Regions from separate parts of the Homo sapiens genome. Here region 1 is linked to region 2. Evidence: chromatin contacts called from ENCODE Hi-C or POLR2A ChIA-PET data. All regions are on one chromosome and are shown on one strand. Each heading gives the region's core, a stretch centred on a gene start or an enhancer-like site at or near the end of the contact. The rest is flanking DNA. Distances are from core to core; before and after follow the strand shown.

Region 1 (3,312 bases), core at 405-2,904, 350 kb after region 2:
GTGGAAAGTTTACTTGTGTTTTGTGGATGGAGGAATAGAAGGGAAAGGAAGATAAAGTAAAATAAATAAATAAATAAGATGCTTGCTCTCCATGAATTTGTTGGGTAGTGAAAAGTTCTAGGAATTGATATTAAACATTTATGTGTTTGATGTTGATGATGAAATGGCCTGTTTTCACAATATAATAGTGAGTGGAGAACAGGGGAAGGAAGAGGAGGAAGTCTGCCCTTTGGAGAGAAGAATTAGATTTAAGAATTATTTGAACAAATTGGAGACTTGTTTCAATTTGAACACTACCAAAATAACATTTAAAGAGAAGCAAATTTAGAAAAATTAATGGTACTTGTAGTACATCAGGAGATGTTGCTTTATGTAAATATGGCTAAAATTTACATGGTTATGGCAAATCAGAGAGGAAACCAAATGATCTAAACAACTGGGCCAGATTTAAAATAAAACTGATGACAATAACAATGTTAACAGAATCATAGTTAATATCATAGTTAAAATCATAATTGGTCTCAGAACGGTAATTTTTCATGGCAGTCCATGTCATCTTATCAGAAAGTAAGTGACTTTAATGGGAATGAGAGAGAGAAGAGTTTCTTTAGATGACTAACTAAAAGGAGTATGGATTTAAAAAAGAAGGTGGAACAATCTTATCCTGAGATCTCTTTTGCAAAGAGGAGAGATTGATACTATTTTGCCTCATTGGGATTCTGCAGTTTAAGGATGAAGCCTGCCTTATTCCTCCTGTTGTATGGAGTCTATAAATGCTGATAAAGAATCCTGAACCTGGTATTTGGGAAATGACATGAGATTGCCCACGCTGTCCATTGTGACAGTCCTACTACTCCAAGTTTCCAGGACTAGGCACAGTGTCTTGAGGCCAATTGTGGGGATGTTTCCTCTCTTCACCTGTTCAAGGGAATCATAGTGTATCGTCAAGTCATTCAAGGAAAACTGTTAATACAATAGATAAAACAGGCTTTATGTAGAGAATTCTTGACTGAGAGATCCTGCTTCCTACTGAAACCCTTCTACCCTGGGCATGCTCGAGCTTCAAACCTAGGGGATGTTCTTATTGCCACAAGGATTTTCCCAGGATCAACCCAGTTCCTGGTACAGCTCCCTGGATGTTGTCATCTGAAACCTAAAATAACTGGCCCTGTCAGGGCACAGAGAAGCCTCAGTGAACGTAAGAAGGTCCCCAAGGGCTCTCTTGGGACAAGTATTATTACAGTTTCGGCAAGATTATGGGTTTTTTGGTTAGTTTCTTTGTTTGTTTTTTCTGAGACCGAGTCTTGCCCTGCCACCCAGGCTGGAGTGTAGTGGCGCGATCTCGGCTCACTGCAACCTCTGCCTCCTGGGTTCAAGCAATGATCTCCTGCCTCAGCCTCTCGAGTAGCTGGGATTACATGCGCCTGCCACCATCCCCGGCTAATTTTTGTATTTTTAGCAGAGATGGGGTTTCACCATGTTGGCCAGGCTGGTCTCAAGCTCCTGACCTCAAGTGATCCGCCTGCCTCGGCCTCCCAAAGTGCTGGGATTACAGGCGTGAGCCACTGCCCCTGGCCAACATTATGGTTTTAAAATGGTTGGACTAGTTGATTTTTTCAGTCTTCCCAGCTCTAACCTTCTATGAGTAAATGAGTTTGTGGGCAGGCCTGGGGACACACCCATCCCATTTCTCTGGGAAAGTGCAGTACAAATCCAAACAGGCTCAATAAATGGACTTCTGGAACATAATCCATTAAAGTTGGGACTAACTAAATAGAAATGAAACATATATAGGCTTTGGAAGACAATATATTGTGTCCATATTTGGCAGAGCCCCCGGAGACTTTGCTACTCCAACTGCTAAAGTAAACATTGCATGCCACACTTCAGTATGTCTGGTATATAACTAGGGCTGTGTTTTGAATTTTCTGTCTGCATTACCCCCTCTCCCTGACTAGTATTGCAGTAATAAGCCAATATGTTTTAGGCAGGAAAAGAAAATCGTAATAACCAGTATACTATTTGAAAAGATAATGCATTTGGGAAGAATAATTCTTTTTTTTTTTTTTGAGACAGAGTTTCACTTTGTCATCCAGGCTGGAGTGCAGTGGCCCAATCTTGGCTCACTGCAACCTCTGCCTCCTGGGTTCAAGCAATTCTTGTGCCTCAGCCTCCTGAGTAGCTGGGTTTAGAGGCACCCACCACCATGCCCTGCTGATTTTTTGTATTTTAGTAGAGACAGGGTTTCACCATGTTGCCCAGGCTGGTCTTGAACTTCTGAGCTCAAGCAATCTACCTGCCTTGGCCTCCCAGAGTGCTAGGATTACAGGCGTGAGCCACTGTGCCTGGCTGGGAAGAACAATTCTTGGAAGCAGACTAGTAGAAAAATATTTCCTTTTCTAGATATAAAACTTTGGTTATTCTGGTTTCCATATAAAATACCTCATTTCCGACATATACTTAGACCCCTATTTCTTTTTTTTGAGTGTGTAATTCAGCTAACAATTGGATCCTCCTGGTCTGGGAGTAAAGCATGACCTTCAACAAGATTTTTACTAATTCTCAGACCTTATTCTATTCTGATGTTGTTTGGATCTGTTTGCTGGTACTATTTGAAGTGGATAATTGGGTTTTAGCAAAACCCTCCTTCTATATAACAAAATGTTTTAAATACCAATCATAAAATTAATAAGCCAATAGGACCAGTGGCCAGAAAAAAAAAGACAACGAGAATTCCCAGTTACTGCACTTCACACAAGTACAAATTATGTCACTAAAAAAACATGAAAAATAAAATAAAGGTAACAGCATAGAAAGGAAGAATAATGGGCTAATACTTCTAAATTTTATTGGTGCATTTTCTAAAACAAAGGAAATGAAAACTTAACCACATATTGATCTGTCACAGTAATGAATAAGACTGTTATTATTAGTGTCTGTTTCATCCTTAATTTCTGAAAATTGGAAAGAATTACTAATTAAGAAAACTTATTCTTTGTGTATTCATATTTAATGGATAGCATAGTCACATTTGTTCATTAATACCTGTTCATAATTGATCAAAGAACAACTTTTAGTAATTTTAAATAAAAAAAATTTAACAGGCCAGCAAAGTGGCTCAAGCCTGTAATCCCCACACTCTGGGAGGCCGAGGCAGGTGGATAACGAAGTCAGGAGTTCAAGACCAGCCTGGCCAACATGTTTAAACCCCTTCTCTGCTAAAAATACAAAAAATTAGCCAGGCATCGTGACATGACTTGTAGTCCCAGCTACTCAGGAGGCTGAGGCAGAAGAATCGCTTGAACCCGGGAG
Region 2 (3,590 bases), core at 338-2,837:
GAAGGACATGAGAGAAAAGAAAGGGCGGATGGAATGGAGTGCTAGAATTGGGGAAGTGATATTGAAGTTGCCGAATCAAGAACTGGAGCCCCATGCCTACCCACTTCAAGAGCAAGGGTGCCACAAATTTAGTGTATTCTAACACATGCTCTAAGAAGTGTCTCACATCTCCTCCTAGATGCACTGATGTGTTATATGAGTGCAAGATATCAGCTAGAATTTGAGCCTCTTATCCTTGGCTTAAAACTAACTTGTCATAGTACAGGATTTTTTTTTTTTAACACAGTGGGATAGATCTTGCTGCAGAAGGTAGGTGTCCTCTTTTGCAGAAGGAGAGGATATGAATAGGCCAGGGATGGCAACAGGGAAGTGTGTGGAGTGATATTAGCCTATCACTCAGGACTATGATTGGCCTCCACAGCTTACCTAAAAGAAAAAAAAATCACCTCTCTAATTGAAGGAAGTGGATCAGAACTCCAGCCCTCACAGGGAACCTTCTAGCTCCGTTTCCATACTCTCAGATTTCCCTGGGACACCAGTTCTCAACTGGGGCTTCCATCATGGCCTACAGTTTATTTATTTTCACATCTTAGGACCTGTTCCCCTCAGAAATTCTGTACTTACTTTCTAACTTGGATGTAGTCAAATTTGGGGCCACACTTTTGAGGGAGAACAGGAACAAAGCCAATATTTAAGGCCCAAGCCAGGATCAAGGCTATCTGGAGAGGATGCACGTCACTTCAGAAGTAGCCCTACCCTCAAAATATGAAGCAGGTAATGGCACCCACTCCTCAGCTCAGGTGTCTCCAGTGGCTGCTCTGGTGAACAGTATGATCAAATTCCAGGTCTGAATGTTTGTGTCCCTCCAAAATTCATGTGTCAAAATCCTATCCTCCAAGATGATGGTATTAGAAGGTGAGGCCTTTGGGGAGGTGCTTGGATGTAAGGACAGAGCCCTCACTCTGTGCCTTCTTTCACTCTACATTCGGATATTTTCAAGACATATCCCTTTGGACACATGCAGTTCAATCCAACATTTGACTTGTTGCCATTATTTTCAATTTCAAGCAGTGGTAGATGAACATTCTTTTGCATAGAGCTGCCATCCACACTTAATGCATATGGGATAATAATAATCCTTATAGGAGAAGCCAAAAGAGCTTATTTGTTCCTTCTGGTATGTGAGGACACAGCAAGAAGTTGGCAGTCTGCAATCTGCAAGAGGGCCCTTACAAGACTATGACCAATCTGGCATTCTGATCTTGGACTTTGTAGCCCGCAAAACTGTAAAAAATAAATTTCTGTTGTTTACGAGCTACCCAGTCTAAGGTGTTTTGCTATGGCAGCCCAAATGGACTAAGGCAGCCTTAAGACCCAGCATTCATGTGGCCACTGCCTGTTCCATAAAGCCATCTCTTGTCACTCTCTTCTTCTCTTGCCTATTCTCCAGCCATCCTGGTCTTTTTACAGCTCCAAGCTCTCTCCTGCCTCACCTCTTTTGCACCTGCCACTTCCTCAGCTTGAAATGCTTTCTACCCCCATTTACCCCATGCCCAACTCATTCTCACTTTTTGGTGTAGCAATGCTCAACCCTCACTGAGCCCCACCTCAAGTTTCAGTTTCATTGGTTTCGGGGCCTGAGAAGAGGGATGTTTTATAAGCTGCTGTAGTGATTCCCATGTGCAGCCAGAGTAGAGAACTACTGCTTCAGCCTGAACATCCCCTCATCAGAGACCAGACACCTCTCTCAAGAGGATTTCTCCCCTCCATTTTCTATCTCAGCTCCTCATTTGCCTCCTTCAGAGCTCAGTGCAAGGTATTTTATTTATTTGTTCACTTTGATGTTTTTGATCTATTACTTCCCAGGAAAAGTGGTTCTCCAAGCGTGGGCCCTGGACCAGCAGCGTCAGCCTCATCTGAGAACTTATTAGAAATGCACATTTTTGGCCGGGTTCGGTGGCTCACACCCGTAATCCCAGCACTTTGGGAGGCCGAGGTGGGTGGATCGCCTGAGGTCAGGAGTTCAAGACCAGCCTGGCCAACATGGAGAAACCCCATCTCTACCAAAAATACAAAAAATTAGCTGGGCCTGGCCAGGTGTGGTGGCTCACGCCTGTAATCCCAGCATTCTGGGAGGCCGAGGCAGGTGGATCATGAGGTCAGGAGATCGAGACCAACCTGGCTAACATGGTGAAACCCCATCTCTACTAAAAAATAAAAAAAAAATTAGCCAGTTGTGATGGCGGGCGCTTACAGTCCCAGCTACTCAGGAGGCTGAGGCAGGAGAATGGCGTGAACCCGGGAGGCGGAGCTTTCAGTGAGCTGAGTTCACGCCACTGCACTCCAGCCTGGGCGACAGAGCAAGACTCTGTCTCAAAAAAAAAAAAAAGAAAAAAAAATTAGCTGGGGATGGTGGTGGGCACCTGTAATCCCAGCTACTTAGGAGGCTGAGGCAGGAGTATGGCTTGAACCTGGGAGGCGGAGGCTGCAGTGAACCAAGATCACGCCATTGCACTCCAGCCTGGGCAACAAGAGCAAAACTCTGTCTCAAAAATAAATAAATAAATGAATAAAAGAAATGCACATTTCCAGGCCCCATCCTTGACCCTCCCAGTGATTCTCATGCATGCTAAAGTTTGAGAACCACTACCCTAAGTGTAACCCGTGGGAAGCCTGGACACCATGTGTTGTTCACCCTGCATTCCAATGACTAGCAGAGTGCAGACTTGAAGTAGGAGCTCAAATAACCTTTGTTGAATGAATGAGTGACAGTGCAATTTGACTACACTCCTTTCAGGAGCTCCCATGTAGCTTAAAAACTGGATGAAAGGAACAAAACAAACCAGAAACCCCAAACACAATTTTTACTGTTTTTTTTTTTTTTTACTGACCTAAGGTTTATGCATAAAATACAAAAAAAAATTGTACATGACTAGAACATCTATTTCTTCATTTCTTCCAGAAAATTCTACAATTTAAAATGTACCTAAAATTACTTGCCAAGTAAACAAGTATTATTCTATTGTTTTCATTTTAGGACTGTAAAGTGAGCTGATCTAAGGATATAGATTAAGTCAATTTCCACAGGGGCAGATAAAGTAGAATTCTACTGCCTCTTCTCCCACTTCTAAAATCTAGAATCACACTATGAATAAGGATGTAGGGGAACACCTAAGCCAACTCTGTATCTTGACTGAGCCTCTTGAAAGAGGGCTGAAGAGATAGGGTCAAGATTCCACAGGGAGAAATGGGAAGGTTGAGCTGGAACCCAGCACCCCTTGCTAGGTTGGAAGATGAGCCCAGTGTCGTGTGTCCAATGCCCATCAATCTAAATATCTAATGTATCTATCTTCATAAAACACCAAGTGCCTTTGTGCTTCATTCTCACACATTTCCACAGTTTCCTTACCAATAAGTTACAGGGAAAGGGCAATAAAACGTGAATTTCCTTATAACCACTTGGTCCCCTTTTGGCTTGCTCCCTTCCTGGACAGTTCAGGAAGTGGGGGAGGTGGGGATTGGTCACAGTGGTGACACAGCAGATGAGCTTGGGGTGGAGAAGGGAGTTATGTAGTCATTAAGCCCCGCTT

Evidence for each region. Hi-C counts contacts between places; a loop is a spot of excess contacts on that map. ChIA-PET counts read pairs that join two places held with the same protein, here RNA polymerase II (POLR2A).
Region 1: a map of mesothelial cell of epicardium shows a loop between it and region 2 (28-fold over the local background). The contact joins two enhancer-like sites. A Hi-C loop is called at or near these places in 1 of 168 maps with a recorded cell type or tissue (mesothelial cell of epicardium). POLR2A ChIA-PET finds 5 or more read pairs at or near these places in 1 of 52 experiments (activated CD8-positive, alpha-beta T cell).

The regions. Positions count from the first base shown.
Region 1 is chr5:39,614,542-39,617,853 of GRCh38, forward strand. No RefSeq gene overlaps it. Among named protein-coding and RNA genes, the nearest start is that of LINC02104, 96 kb to the left of the region's middle. Within about 2 kb of position 1,655, at least 2 of the 41 ENCODE cell types and tissues checked have a DNase peak (open chromatin) inside an H3K27ac peak, as active enhancers do.
Region 2 is chr5:39,263,109-39,266,698 of GRCh38, forward strand. It overlaps a transcript of FYB1 not described here. Among named protein-coding and RNA genes, the nearest start is that of FYB1, 45 kb to the left of the region's middle. Within about 2 kb of position 1,588, at least 3 of the 41 ENCODE cell types and tissues checked have a DNase peak (open chromatin) inside an H3K27ac peak, as active enhancers do.